Linked DNA regions of Homo sapiens: region 2 is linked to region 1. A link is a loop called in an ENCODE intact Hi-C map of the cell type or tissue named here. Cell type or tissue: Caco-2. All regions are shown on one strand.

The links. Peaks named below come from ENCODE experiments on the same cell type or tissue, not always from the same donor. Only the 100,000 strongest peaks of a DNase experiment are listed, where the experiment ranks them.
Region 2: a loop joins it to region 1, with 3 times the contacts of the local background. A loop is called at or near these places in 1 of 110 quality-filtered maps.

What each region holds. Positions count from the first base shown.
Region 1 is chr10:77,482,466-77,490,465 of GRCh38, forward strand. All of the region lies in intron 1 of KCNMA1 (potassium calcium-activated channel subfamily M alpha 1), which reads right to left. Among named protein-coding and RNA genes, the nearest start is that of KCNMA1-AS3, 140 kb to the left of the region's middle. In Caco-2, no CTCF peak of the experiment used is centred here; a DNase peak (open chromatin) is centred at 3,576.
Region 2 is chr10:77,374,023-77,382,022 of GRCh38, forward strand. The region is part of intron 2 of KCNMA1 (potassium calcium-activated channel subfamily M alpha 1); the gene reads right to left. KCNMA1-AS3 (KCNMA1 antisense RNA 3) reads left to right here. Exons shown (of 6, transcript NR_126365.1): 6 at 2,407-2,591. Among named protein-coding and RNA genes, the nearest start is that of KCNMA1-AS3, 27 kb to the left of the region's middle. RefSeq lists an enhancer at 1,852-3,051. In Caco-2, a CTCF peak has its summit at 4,132; a DNase peak (open chromatin) is centred at 4,159.

The DNA of each region.
Region 1 (8,000 bases):
CTCCTCCTTCTGTCTCTGACCACGCAGCAGAAACAAAGCTTTTGGACAAATGCATGAGACGGCATAAGGGCAGGATCAACTTGTCCATCTCTCTGCCAACTAAAGCACCACAGGGCCATTTGGGACCTTTTGCCTGCCCCTTCCAGCCACATGTAACCTTCACAGTCACTACATATTCCTCCCAGTTCACTGTCTCCCTGCAGAAGCTTGAAAGTCCACAGAGAACAAGAAGAGCTGGGAGCCAAGAGTCCTTCACAGCCTCAATCTGTTCTCCTCTGGCCTAAAGAAGCTCTCTTTCCTAGTCCTTTTCTTATCTTCAAAATGAAATTCCAGCAGTTTTTGTCTCAGCTACCCCAAAATGCCCAAATGTCATGCAGCATGATTTCAATCCCTGAACTGCTCCAACCCACCCCGATGCCCCCAAGTCTCTCTCTTGCTCTCCTTCCCTCCTTTCCTCCTTCCCTTTCTCCCTCCTTCCCTTCTTCTCTCCCCCATCCTTCCTCTCTTCTCTCTCTCTCTCTCACATACACACACACACACACACACACACACACACACACACACACACACACACACCCCTTGTTCTTCTGTGCCTACCATAGAACAAGACCTAATATCTAAGAATTTCACTGGTACCCAGTCAACATCCAACCAATTAATTTGTTCAAGGGTTTAGAGGGGCCAGGAGAGGAGACTTTTTCACTCCAGCAGCCCACGGAGATTTCTGTTTTAATTTCTTTTTAATTGGCAGCGCCACTAACAGCATATCAGAAATCTCTCTGCTCCGACCCTTCTCCTCTCCTCTGTTCTCTTCAACTTTTACAAGGGAAGGACATCCGGCAGTTTTCTGGAAAAATAGAGACATGTCACAGCAGAGCCCAGCTCCTTTTTCCTGCCATCCCTATTCATCACCAGCCTCCTGAGGAGCCGGGGTGGTGACACAGGCTCTCACTTCATCCATGTGGGGCTCATCGGGGCAGGTGACGAGGAGAAAGGCATGCGCCACTCCCCCCAGAGATGGGGCCTGTCGCCTCCTGGGAAAACTGGGGTGGAGGGCTCTCTTCCCCGATCACCTGGCTCTATCTTGCTCTACAGACACCTCACTGGGCCCTCAGTACTCTCATGAGAAGAGAGCAGACTTCCAGCCACCCCTGCTTGCCACTCCAGGCCTCTCTGCTGATGGGTGTATGGCCACGGGACACTGGAAATAACAGGAGTGTGTGGTGAGGGAGAACTGTTTGCCCATTTTCCACATTCAAGAACCTGGTGAAAAGATGAGCAAGGATTATCTCCACACTGGAACCATTCATGCTGCAAAAACAGCACTGAGACATTGAAGGGGAGGAGGCAATTTATTTGCTGTCTTGACACTGTCGCCCAAGCAATTCTCATCGTGACAAAAGAACACTCTGGACAATCACTGCCCCTCCTCTTTCAGGAAACCACACTGAGTTTTCATGACTTGCAGGTGACATTTTAATAAGGAATCAACATGGAACCACAGGGGAAGTAAGCTGAGGCCAGGATCTAGGAGGACCAGGGTGGGAGGGGCCAAAAATGGCACTCAGGAAACAAAGTCACCTACGGTGCAAAGGCTCTTTGTGCCTGCAAGTCTGGCACCGTGGGATTTCTGGCTTTTTTCTCCTCTCTCATTTACTATTTGGGCAGAGGGGAAGTATTTTCCAGAAAGGACAAAGTAGAAGCAGCCTCAGTAAAGAGCTCTCTAGAAACTTCTCCTATTCAGTTGGTGTTTTACAAAGTGCAAAGCACTGCAGGCACCTCCATTCACTTATCCCGTTACGTGGGTGTCGTTATCTACATCTTATAGGCAAGGAAAATGATGTGCCCAAGGTCACAGAGCTACTGAAAGAAGGAAGGAGAAATCAGACATTTCTGTGCCACCTCCTTATAGAAGTTGCCGTCCCCCATCATAATCCAATTAATGGTAAAAATCACAACTGAGGCTAGATATGCAGTAACTCCTTGTGCTCTGCACAGTGCTAAGCACTTTACATCAGTTGTCTCCTATTTTAATCCTCATACTAATGCCAGGAGAGAGGTGTTATCACTCTCATTTGTCAGATGGGGAAATCAAGGCTCTGGGCCATCAGTCACTTGTCCCAGGCCACAGAAGCAGCAGGAGCAGAACCAGGATTCAAACTGTGTGCCCCTGCCTGTGTATCTCCATGGTTCTCAATCTTGCCTATCATCAGCATCACCTGGACAAATGGTCCAAACAAGACATGCTGGGCCCCACCCAAAGAGTCGCTAAGTCAGTGGGGCTGAAAGCAAGCCTAAGAATCTGCATCGCCAACAACTTCCCAAGTGAGGCTCTTACTGCTGATATGAAAACTCCACTTTGAGAACCTCTGCTCTGTCTAGCCTGCCTCTTGTCACCCACAAGCTAATGTGAGCATCCTGTTAGACAAGTAATGGAACAAGATGTGCAAAATGTGGCTGCAGGAAGTTCACTTCCTGATGCACAAAATCGCTCCAAGAAATCACACACCATCCAGAAACACTTAAGCATCATCTGCATTAAACATCAACTAAGGGATGTTCTAAGCCAATTTACTCTAAGACTCACTCTCTCCTTCTTCTGAACCTCCTCTGCTGAAAGTGACCATCTTCCAGCCAGCCCACCTCATGATCATTAAAATACAGCTGTGGAGACATAGGGAGCACTTCTGAATGAGCAACCCCCATCAGTGTCCACTCCCACGTGTGTATTTGTATGCCCATCATGCACCATATGGTGCTCATATTACATACGCAATAAAGTGCACACAGATGTAATCATTTTAAAGAGTGATAAACGTAAATAGAAATAGATGTCTTAACATTTTCTTCCCCTATTCCAAAGGATAGTTTTGTGCATCCCACTTTGGAGGCTGCTGGTCTAGAATTCACTGTTCCCGTTTCTAATTTCTGATCATTAGAATTTGGCAACCACCCCCTGCCCCTGCAGGCTGACCGAGCGTGTCTGAAGAGTTGCTGTGCTCTGTGGTTCGAGGAAAAGCCGTTTCCTTTCTGTTAGCAAGCCCCTAGAGAACACAGGCTGACCCTCCAAGACTTGCCCAGCACAAGCTCTGTAAGTAAGGATGGCTCAGCCAAAGCTTCTTGACTGTGGGGGTCTTTTCTCCAAAAGAGAATAAGAAGCATCTCAGAGCCCATAGAGAAGACAGTGGCTGTCTCTAAAAGCTTTTGACCTAACAAGCAAGAGCAGGAGACTGAGCCCTCACTTCTAAAGCAGCAGGAGGAGAGGGAACTGGATCAGGGTCAGAGAGCAGGCCTTGGGATCAGCCTCCACCAATAACCATGGGTGAGACTGGGACCACACTGTGTCCCCCAAGGACCAATGTCCTTGCTTGTCAAATGAGATATAGGGTGACCAACCAGTATTGTGGGGCCTCCCAGAATGCCAGAGTTTAGTGCCAAAACTGAAACACACTAGAATGTTTGGTCACCCTAGCTGTGGACCAGGTACCGGGCTCTGGGCAACTATAAGTGTTTATCAGCCCTACCCTGACCTCTGCTGTAAGGTATCCTAGGAGAGCCTGAGGGAGCTGGAGGCCATTCCCTGCTCACTAGGGTGTTGCAATCCTAACAAGATAGAGATAATGATAAGCCATGCCAAGTCAAATGTCAATACCAGGTCAAAACAGAAGCTGGAAAGAGGACATAATGTAGGCTGCCGTGGCCAGGACAGACCTTCAGGAGGAGGGCAGGGTGCAGGAGGAGGCAGATTAAGCACACACTGAAGTATTCTTTCCTCAACCTCACCTCATCTCCTCCCTCCCCTTCCCCACCACCAAGTAGAGCAGGACCGCAGAGAATGAACTTAGGCTCTGGAGTCTTCCTGTTTGATTCCAAATCTGGTGCTACACTTTTCCTTTTGGAGTGATCTCGGGACCATTACTCAAACTGCATAGCTGAGGTATTGTTTTCTTTAAAATGGAGCCAATTATACCCCACTTTCCAGGGTTGTTCTAAAGATTCAATGAAGTAATGCACACAGAACACTTTGAAATTGTGGCTGAGAGCACAAGCTCTATAAATATTGGCTGTTCTTAACCTCTCTTGACCCTTTTCAATCTGTTCGTGAATCTAAGGTATTTTCAAAGAACAGTGAGCTCTCCATGAGAATGAGCTATCCTGAATATTTCTGTTATTAATGATGGGTACAGCCGGCTTAGTTCTGCTTCTATCTGTCACTCCTGAAGCCAGGGAGGATGAGAGGGTGTGTGGAGAGAAAGTCACAGGGAAGCCAGCCCTGGCCCCGGGCAAAGCCCAAGGGTTTCTCCTGGCCCTGTGCATAATAAGAAGCAGCTTCCTCTGTCTCCATTTCCAGCTCCTAGCCCCAAGCAGGCAAGTCATGGAGGGGTTTCCCTTCCTCCCTAGTCCCCCAGGTTCTGAAGAAAGAAAGGTTCAGAGGCCTTCTCCCTCTGCAGAAAGGGTATGTCACCTCAGGCCATGACAAGTCCCCAGCTAAGCATCCGCTCAGGACCACTTAAAGCTCTTGAAAATGAGCTGTCTTAGCTCATGGCAGGTTTCAAGAATCCCTGCAGGATGAAATACCAGCAGTGTTCCCCATAAACTCAGTCAGCGATGTTGATGGTAGGAACCAGGAAAGGTACCGTCCTGCCTAACTTTCTCTCCATCCAGCTCAGCCCTAGAACTCAACACATATAGTAGAATCTAGATGAGTAAACCCCCACACAGACTTGGCCCTGAAATTCCACCATTAGGCATTCACTTCTTTGATATGAACTTCTTTTCTGTAGGTAATACATTTTTTTTTGGTTGCCTGGTATGTCAACTGGAACACACTTAAATGAAGAAGACCAAGATTCACCTCAGCCTCTCCCCTTAGAAATCTCGCAAGTCAACTGGGGAAAACAAGCCACACAGAAGTGTAATACACAAAAAGAAGTGTATACTTCTTCAAAAAGTATATACTTTTGGTGCAATACACAGAAAGAGAGAGAAGTGCAATACAAAAGAGAGAGAGAGACACTATCACACTTGCCCTCAAAGGGATACCCCCAACAACACTGCACATTCCCCTTACCACACCCCCATTGCACCTTCAACACAATATCCCAATAAAAGTAATTAGATTAAATGGTCATTGTTTGTCATGGGCAATTCTCTCACTGTACTGTGAGTTCCTTGAGGCAATTTTTCTCTTTTTATCCCCAAAATTTCGTGCATGGGACAGAGTAAGTAGTCAATGAAGATTTTTAAAAATTGTTAATTAAGGAATATTTTAATAAAAGTAAAATGGAAATGCAAGACATTTTGAGAAGGGCACCAGCTTAAGCCAGTGGTCCTCAGAGATGGCCCTGGACCTGCAACATCACCTGGGGATGTGTAAGAAATGCAAAGTTGTCCCTACCCCAGAACTACAAAGTCAGGAGTCCCCAGGTTGGGCTGGTACTGTGCGTTTTAACAAGGCCATCCAGGTGATGCTAATGCCCACTCAAGTTTGAGAACCAATGACTTCATTCAGCCTTTATCATCAGACACCTTCTGCAATATGGGTTAACTGTCCTCAACTCTGTGAATATAGGCATATATTCATTCAATATATGCCTATTAATAAGCACCCATGCAGCAAAGGCCAGGTGGAGCCAGCCCTGGTCATTAGGTGGCCCAACGATGTCGACAAGATGGCAGACAACATGGTGAGTCCCTAAGCAGTTACTCCCAAAGACCCTCAAAGGCTGTTCTGAGCCAACAGGAAGAAAGGCCACCAAGTTGTGGCTGTGGCCAGCTGACTGCCCTTTAGGAGGAGCTGTGAGGATGAGATTTCCTAGCAGGAAGCTGCTCTGGGGAAGGGGGATGGCATCCTGACACCTGGGAGCAACAGCCTGGACCATGGATTGGGAGGCGGAGGGAATGGGGCAGGGCAGTGGGCCACCCACCTTGTGCCATTGGCTGCCGGACCCTGAGCACTGACTGGTTTGGAGCCTGGTGTCTGGGCTGGTAAGGAAGCAAAGGTGAAAGGGGTGTGGGATAAGGCAAGGTGAGGGAGCAGCTGAGCCAGCATCCCCTTCTGATCTGTTGATAGGCTCCACATCTAGGCCTCTTCTAAACAAAAAGGCTGAGCTGCCGGCTCAGCAGCAGCTCTGTGGGTGCACAGCCCTGCCCATCATTTCCCCCTGTATTAGGAACAACCGCCCAACTCTGGCCCCTGGGGCAGGCCCAGAGCCCAGGGGTGACGAGGAGACAGCACCTCAGCCCTGGAAGGTACCATGTCCAAGTGCTCCTCAGCCAGGGCAGCCATGTTCTCTGGAAACCAGTAGAAGTGCAGAGGACACTCTGTTCCCCAATCAGGGGCAAAGTTGCCACAACTTCTCCAGACTTGGTTTTCCAGGGCCATAGGTCACCTGCTGACACTTCATTTAAACCATTCTCCTGTTATAAAAAGGGACAGTTTGGCCAACCTCTCAACTTACAGGCCCTTTAGCCCAGTGTGGCTAGCCGGCTCTTCCCAGGCACCCACAGGCCAGGAGCTAGGAATGCCTGCTCCACTCAAGGCCCACCTGCCCCTTCCCATCTTCCCCCTCTAGGCAGAGGGGGTCATAAGGGTTGCAGGAGCCTCAGACAGGGGTAGATGACCCCAGGGCCTACCTGTGATCTCAGGGCGATGGGTAGAGCTCACAGGGCTGACAGACAAAAGATAGGGTGCCAGTTACATTTGAAATTCAGAATAAACAAGAAATAATTTTTTAGCATAAGTATGTCTCAAATATTGCATAGGGCATACTTAAACTAAAAACTAAAAACCAAAAACCTATCTTGCTTATCTGAAATTCAAATGTAACTGGACAACCTTATTTTCTTTTTATTTATTTATTTTTTATTATTTATTTATTTTTTTTGAGATGGAGTCTCACTCTTGTCGCCCAGGCTGGAGTGGAGTGGCACGATCTTGGCTGACTGCAACCTCTGCCTCCCAGGTTCAAGCAATTCTCCTGCCTTAGTCTCCCTGGTAGCTGGAATTACAGGCACCCGCTACCATACCCGGCTAATTTTGTTTGTATTTTTAGTAGAGACAGGGTTTCACCACATTGACCAGGTTGACCTCGAACTCCTGACCTCAGGTGATCCGCCTGCCTCAGCCTCCCAAAGTGCTGGGATTACAGGCGTGAGCCACCGCGCCTGGCCTGGACAACCTTATTTTCATTTGCTGAATCTACCATCCTTACTCTATCAGCAAGCCCAGAATAGGAAAACCTGGTTTTTCCAAAGCAGAGCTTAATATCACAAGAGAAAGAGCCTTGAAAATACTATAGAGTAAGGCCTCATTCACATGGGTGAGGTTGATAATTTACTTCACAGGTGAGATGACAGTATCAAGGTTCTGTCTGGCCTCTGGCCTCTGGTCAATTGATTCAAACTTTGGATCCCAGCTCTGGTGCAGCTGTGCTGCCTAACCTCAGCAAGTCACTCCCCCTTCCTGGTGGTCAGTTGTCTCATCTTCAGGTTAGGACAGAGTTTCTCAACCCCGGCACTGTTGACATTTTGGTCCAGATTACTCTTTATTGAGGAGGGTTATCCTGTGTATTATAAGATGAGCAGTGTCCCTGGCCGCTACGCACCGGATGCCAGCAGCACCCACCCCAATTTGCCAATGTCTCATGGGAGGCAAAATCATGCCTGGTTGAGAACCACGGGGTTAAATGACCCTATATCCTAATATCTAGGGCTCCCACCACTTTTAACAGTCGAGAATTATTGGGTTTACACATGAATTTGTGGCAAAGATTCCTCTTAAATATCCAACTCCCATAATGAATCTAACAGGAGATGTGAATGACCAGGGTTTGATTACATGTAAACTTTTTAAAAATGTATCCTCTACCTCACTCCCCTCAACCTCATTCCAGCATTCAGAAATTGACCTAGCCTGATTCCAGCAAGTGGCTCCAGCTCTTTGATGGCCTTACAGACAGCAATGACTTAATAATACTAAAAAATAAAATTATCATCAC
Region 2 (8,000 bases), 110 kb before region 1:
ATTGGTCTTGGCATATGTCAATGGCTGATTGAGAATCTTAAGTTTCCTTGATCTGAAGCCCTGTCCACAATCACCCAGACTCTGAGTACTTCATGTGGTAGTAAGAGGCAGAGACAAACCCTTCCCCAGGTGCCCTGATCTGGCCAAGCCTGGGCGCTCTGACTACCAGAGTCCTGAACTCTTAGAAGGGAGAGCTGCAAACAACCATGGCGGGAATCTACTCCAGCCTCCCTTCCCGAACATGTGGGCCTGAGCTAATTTAAGCTAGTCTGAGCTCACTTTGCAAGCAGTTGTCACAAGGTGCTACATCAAAAGACTCCCAAGGCCCAAATATTTAACAACCAGAACACTCCCTCCATCCATCAGTTTGGTAATTCTATCCACACAAAAAAACTATTGGGGTTTCATTTCTGGCCTGCTCATTTCTTATAAACATGCCAGGGCCATTTACAGCTCACAACTCACTGCTCTCTAAACATTTACACATTTCTCCCTCTTAACACATCCTTGGCTATTTGATTAAGTAGTAGATCACAGGGGATGGAAGGCAAGGCCTTGGCATCTTTGGGTTTTCTCCAAACCTATCTTGACATGGGTTCAATGCCAGCCTCCCCTTCCAGTAAACACAAGGATTATTGCACTCCTGGGCACAGACTTGCTGATGCCTTGGTCTTTTCTATCCCTTCTCTTGCAGTTTCTTTAGGTAGGAGGGAATACAAACCCCAAAAACAAACAGACATGAGTCCATTTTACCAGCTGGGTTTAATGGGAAAGCTGGTAGGGTTCCCCATGACCCCTAGGACTGAATGAGTGCCCACATTTCACAACACCCTGATTCCAGACAGGAAGCTTGGAGAAGTATCTATATTTGGGGGAAGGAAGCTGCCCCAGACACAGCTTCCTGGACTGTTAGCAAAGGAATCTCACACAAGGCCTAAACCAGTTTCCATACAACTTCCTTGCCTTTTGGGAAGGTGCAATCTCACAGGACTGGTGGGACTTACCCAATGCAGTCATCCAAAAACAGTTATGGCCAACACCTAAGTGCTGAGAAAAGTCAAGAGGAAGAGGAAGCCCCAAGGGCAGAGAAAGTGGTGAAGGTCACAGAAAAGGCATGGAGCTGTGGCACCATTGGCGGGGGACAGCTAGAGTCCAGGCACAGAGCTAAAACTGGGTATGAGCAAGGGTAGGAGAGGGGACACTGCTGAACACCCACAATGGTCCTGCTCCTGTTGGCTCTGCCTTCAATCTCAAAGGCAATTATGAATAAAGGAAAGCACACTGCCTTCAGAGTCCGACCTAAGTTTGAATCCTGGCATCTTTCCCAGCTGGCCGTATTACCCCTAGGAGCTACTCAACACTTCAGAACCTCACTTTCTTCTTCAGCAAAACAGAGGTGCAGGTATATATCTCCTAGGAGTGACAAGGGAATTCACGCGGCTGTTAATGACCTGGTGCCTGCCTGGGGCTACCAAGCAGCCACCACAAGAGTCCTCCATAATAGCATCCACCGCACTGCAGTCAGGGCAACAGCACTGCAAGCACTTCATGGACAGAGACCAAGCCTTTCCAACTTGATCTGCCATGTTTCAACACAGTGCCTCAGCCATTGAGAAAATCCTGTGACAGGCACAGACCCCCTTCAAGAAGGACTTGCTGCTCAGCTCGTGAGAGGGTTGTCAGCAGCTTCTTCAGGGCTTGCTCAGTTGCAGAGAGCTACCTGGCCAGAGGTCATGCCCTTCAGGGGCAGCCCACCTCCTCTGAGTGATGGGAGTGATGGAATAAAGGCCCATGTCAGCCCATCCCAGCACTCATTCCAGCACAATGCTGGCAGGCCATCTTGGTGCTCTTGGGGCTGGCTGTGGCTGCATCCAGCCTGCATCACGACTCAACCTCTGCACAGTCCTGCTGCCTTCCCCTCCTCCCGTGGGTATGAGCCTCCAGCACACTCAACTTCGTGTCAGAGCTTACCTTCCAAGAACCCTACCTGCAATGAACTTGGTATTTGTTGATGAGTAAATGTCTGAAACAAGATCCCCAATCTTCTAAATCCAGAGTTAAAACTCAGACAGGCCACGGTCCTTGGTCATTCTAGGTCCAAGAGGCTCTTGCTGCTGGCATGGCCAAGAGATACAGGTAAGTAAAACAGTATACTGTGGTGCTATGACCACCCAGGGGGCTGCCGTGTCCCACTCAGGAAAATCAGGTACCTAGTTGGCTTCCAAAAGAGGCTGGGGAAATTTTAAGTTGAGGTTGGGCTCTGTAGACCTTCTCCACCACTAAAGCCCCCAGGTTTATCATTTCCCGGGAGAATAGGTCCTGGGGGAGAGGGGGAGATAACAATGGAACACACCAAAAGGGAACCCTGTAATGGAACAGTGCCCACTAATGTTTATTTTATCCCAGGAGTCACAGAAGGCCTGGAATGGCTGCGATGGAGATAAAGGATGAAGGGTAGTCCCCTCAGGGTGTTATCCAAAAAGTCACCTTGGAAGAGGAAGAAACTCCTACCAATATCAGAAGAGCAACAAACATTTTTTTTTCTAGAAGATAAGTGGCTAATTTCAAAATAATTATTTTATCAACTGCCACATAAGTTTTTTTTTTTTTAATTCATTAAAAAAAAAAAATGAGGCCGGGCACAGTGGCTCATGCCTGTAATCCCAGCACTTTGGGAGGCCAAGGTGGGTGGATCACCTGAGGTCAGGTATTCAAGACCAGCTTGGTCAACATGGTGAAACCCCATCTCTACTAAAAATACAAAAATTAGCCAGGAGTCGTGGCGCATGCCTGTAATCCCAGCTACTCAGGAGGCTGAGGTGGGAGAATCACTTGAACCCAAGAGGCAGAGGTTGTAGTGAGCCGAGATCGTGCCACTGCACTCCAGCCTGGGTGACAGAGCAAGATTCCCTCTCAAAATAAATAAATACATACATACATACATACATACATACATACATACATAAAAATGAAATGCTTCCCTTTTCAAATGAGGAGTGGGAACACTTAGATTACAGTGCTAAGTTCTTTTTGTCTGTGAGGTAAGGAGAAGAGCCTGCGCCTAGGTGACCTTGGCCTGGTCAGAGATGCTGGGACAGCCTGGACGTGGGAAAGAAGGGATCTACGCAGGTCTGTCCACAGCACATTCCAGGGCAGCTTCCTCCCGGGCTGCTTCTGTGCCAGAACCTGCTGGCCTCAGGAGCCCCAGCTCACCTTTCACTGACCTTCAGCCCACAGGAGAACAGCATTTCCTACCTCCCCCACCTGCTGACAAGGCCTCTCTCTTTCCCACGCCAAGGACAAAGATGACCTCTGGGGGATTCCTTTTAGCTGGCTCATAAAAGGAAGAGAGATGGGCCAAAGAGAAAGAGCTGCTGGGTCCTTCCCCAACTAGAACATGGGAAATGATGATTTTCCAGTAGGGAAGTGGTGGCCAGGCAGGCAGGCGTCGACTAGATGGGTCCCTCTGGGGTGTGGTGGAAATGACCTCAACTTCAAAGAGACAGACTTCCAGAGAAGGCTGGCATTAGCATCCTGATCTGCTCTACTGAGAATCCCAAGGGTTTTGCGGAACTCTTGCTGGGCCATGAGGATACAGTCTCCTCCTGACCCCAATCCTCTAACCAAAGCAGCTAGGTTTCAGTTAGTGTACACAGAGCTCCAGGCCTCTAAGAGTGTGAAAGCCACTGCCTCAGGAGATATCCCTTGCTGGAGATCCTGGGAAGTAGAGGCTATGGAGGCAGACCACTTAATAGCTGTGCAACCCTCAGCAAGTCATTCATCCACTCTGAGCCCGAGTTCCCTCCTGTGTAAAACAGCAGTTATCACAGTGCCTAGCTCCTAGTCTGGGTGTGAGAGTTCAAGGTGAGGCCAACCAGTTGCTTCACTCCGTGCCTGGCTCATAGTGAGACCTCAGTAAATGTGAGCTATTTTCTTTCAATGAATATTTGCCCTTTCCAGCATCACAAATACATGAGCTTCCAATTCTAGGGATACAAAGACAGAGGGGCTTTATTTCTTTCAATGAGTTCAGAGAAGTCCCTAGCACTTAAACTGCTATACACTGAGAGAGTAAGCCATAGTTCTGAAAATGCTCTGTGTGCTCATTCACCTGAAGCAGCACTGGGGGTCACTGCAGCCTCAGGTGCCACCGAGCCGACAGGCCATGAAAAGAACACCCACTGACTCACTCATCTGGGTGGAATGGTTTCATGGGGACCCAGGTGAGGTGGTGAGGTTGCTGCTTTTTTATGTATTGGCTTTTTCTGCCTCCCCAATGCCCCACTTCCGTCGCAAAAGTGTCTGAGTTCTGGAGCAAAGGCTCAGCTAGGAAAAGTTTCAGATATTTTCTTTGTCTTAACCCTTCAGGGAGAGGAAGGAAAATCTGTCTCTTGCCAGGGTGAGGGCCACCAAGCGGGTTAGCTCACTCTGCCACATTCTGCATTTTCTACCTTCAACACAATGGACAGTGGGATGTCTCTCTCTTGCCATATGCATTCAAGAGAAAAGCCCTGGTTTGGGTGGGGCTCTGGTTTGGGTGGGGTTTGCATTGGGTCTACAGCCACTAGCAACTTGCTGTAGTCAAGGCAAATGACATAAGCTCTCTGATCCTCAGCTTCCTCATTGTAAAGAGAGCTCTTAGCTCCAGGTCTCATTACTTTCAGGGTATTTAGGATGTTTAGATGCCAAATAAGACAGCAGAAGGCAGAGCACCTTGACAAGCATAAAGCACTGTATGCAAACATAAAGCATGGTGCAATCTCACAGGACTGGTGGGACTTACCCAATTATAAACAAATTTATAATCACATGGCAGGAAGGGTGGAATTTCAAGATAGAATTATTATTCATTGTAAGATGACTTGTGTAATATTGTAAATGACTGCTCTTCACCCCATCCTCTGATTCAAATTAAAATCCTCATTCCATGGCCCCTACATGTACGCTCATTTTCACTGTTCAGTTACAAGCAACAAGATGAGACATTTTGACGCCCTTGGTAATTGTCTGGTTTCTAGAAGTTCTTGGTTCACAGGCCTAAGCATGTTTCATTTGATGTTTGGCACCATAGAAAACAGTGTATGTTTAATGATTTCTGTGTTAAACTGAATAATGAATAACCAGGAAAGACAACAGACCAAATAGCAACTTCTTGATACACCTGCTTGACGGAATTCTGAGCCTTTTTCCCACTCTATCAAGGACAACTGCCTAATGGAGAGTCAGAATATTTTTCTAATACAAATAAAGTAAAAAAGCAATGTAATGTTATTATCTTTTAAAGACAGAAATACTATTAAATCCTCAACCATTTTTAAATTAAAGCATAAAACCCTCTTCTACCCAATAAGCAATAAGAACTCACTTGAATTCCTTTTCACAGGCATTTAAGGGATACTAATGGGTACAGACAGAAGAGGGAAAAGTACAGAAAGGAAAACAGCAGATAAATATATAGAAGCAGAAAACAAGAGTAACAGAAGAGAAGCAGAAGAGACTAAGGAAGGCATCTAGGATGCAGTTGTGAAGAGAAAATCAGACATATGTAGGCAGAAAAGAAAACAATCAAACAAACAACAATAATAAAATTAGAACTAAAGAGAAACTTTCTTAAAGGAACCCATAATTTTGGAAGCTTATCAGTAGATTTTAAAAGTAGACTACAGATTTATGACTACAGGAGTAAAGGGTGTGTTACTCTTAGTAATTGTTTCCTTAATGACATAAAATCACATCAAGACTATATCCAGCTCATGGGCCAGCAGCTCCCCATCCCTGCCCCATAATGCTGCACTGTATTATGTTTCAATACAAAACATTTGGTGTCCACTTGGGTCAGCACCTCCATCAGACTGCCATCACTAAGGGAACTGAGCCAGCCTCCCACGTCAGTTTCCTCCCCTATGGGCTCCACTGAATGGGGATGAATGCGGTACCTACTCTCATAGTAGGGATATGAGGATTAATGAGGTGATGTAGAAAAATCACCTGGTATTGTAGGTGGCATTTAGTAAATCCTTCATAAACACTAGTGTTCATTATTAGTTGGGGTTACAAATAGTTACTCTCAGAGGGGGAAAAATGAATGAAAGTGTGTGAACAGGTTAAACAAAATATTTTGGAAATTTTATGTTGTCGTCTGAAAGTTCTTTCATGTGCATCTAAAGGCATCACACTCACTGTCACCCTCTTCACATGGTGGGTATCAATATAAAGAACATTCTTCAATTTCTGCTTGACTGCTACATCTCATTTCTGTCTCTAGGTTTCCACTGAGCCCTCCAGCTCAAGGGGCCTCCCTCCGCATGAGTCGTCTTTAGGAAGCCCAGCCTGGTCTCTAATTTTGAGAAGCATTTCCCTTATTTCAGGTCTTCATTCAGCCAGTGGTTCAACCACTGAACCACTTCAGTTTCCTTCCTTCATTTTATTCACAAAGGAATCCTTTCATCTACAGCCCCTAGCTGGGCTCCTTTGAAGAGACTTTCTCTTCTTGCATTATTTTCTTGGTCAGCCTTCCTTAGGAAGGAATTAAGACACATTTCAGGAAACGGGCAGAAAATGTTAATCCTTCTCTCCCTCATTGTCCTACTCATAAACGCTTACTCCCTCAAATGCACCCATAAATAAGCTGTAGATCCACATCTGGTTCTGAGCCCAGCACATAGTAGGAGCTCAGATGAATGATCACGCCTGACTTCTCAGCCTTGCTTCTGCCATCCCTTCCCCTGAAAAATCTGCTCCTCTCTACTTAACCTAGTAGAACCCTCATGAAAGCTGTTGTCCCTGTTGAAGGAATGATGCCCCAAGCATCCAGCGTGTCTGCTGTTTACTTCATGCACCTTAGTGGATGTGGTGAAATGAAATGACTTTTCCATTTCCAAAGAGAAAGTGCAAAGTCTCCAAACTTATGACCTCTTTCTCAGAATGCCAATATTTACAGCTTAGCCCTGGGCAACCCTGTGCTTTTCTGACCTTAGATTCCCATTTGGAGTGGAAATGGCTTTTCTATTTCTCCCCAAGGTTCTCTGAATTAGATGACCAAAGGAGAACTTACTTCTACCAAGATGGGTCTATGAGACCCATTCAGGCTCTCATCCATTCGTTCAACAGATTCATTCATTCAGCCCCTACTGTGTTCCAGGAAATAAGTGTCAACCATACAGGAGTGACCCAGACAAAAAGCCCTGCTTTTATGGAGTTAGTTTGGATTTTAGTGGAGACAGGGGAAGATAGATGATAAGTAAAATAAATAAAGTATATATAGTATATTAGAGAATTATAAGGTTTATAAAGAAAAAATGAAAGATACAATTAGTAGGGAATGGGGATAATTTAAAATAGGGGGAAATTTATAAACATAATGGAAAATATGCATGTAAGTAAAATTCCTTCCAAAAAATGGAATATTTAACACTAACTTGCGGTGTAAACATGAACACATCATGGGCTCCCTCCAGGCCTCGGTTTCCTTCTCGGCAGTATAAGGTGGAACTACAAGGTATCTCTATGGTAGCTTCTGGCACTGAAATTCTCTTTCTCTACCCAATAGATAGCAATTTGAATTAACACTAGAGCCTGTTGGGACCCAGTGATTGTGGTCTAAGTTTCAATGACTTTTTTTTTAAATCCCTACATTCCTTGGGGTTCCCAGCAATGTCTCCAGTGGGCTGCTGGTCCAAATTAATTGTGAGAGCAACCACAAATTCCCTTGTTTATATTTTTGAATTGTTGACTTAGAATCAGTTTTAAATCTGAGCCCTTCTTCCCCACAGATACTCTCAAAACAGCCTCCTGATAGGCACTAACCCCTAAGAAGGTCATCAAGTGGGGCTCTGAGAGCAAGGATGCTGGGCAACCCGGCTTCCAATGCCACTTATCCTAGCCACATGAGTACTCATAACAGGCTTGACGTCAATTAAATCATACTGGCCCTGAGAGGCGCCACCCAACAAACTGTTTCTTCTTCGTGGACTTTTTGTTCCCTCTTTATTTATTTTCCA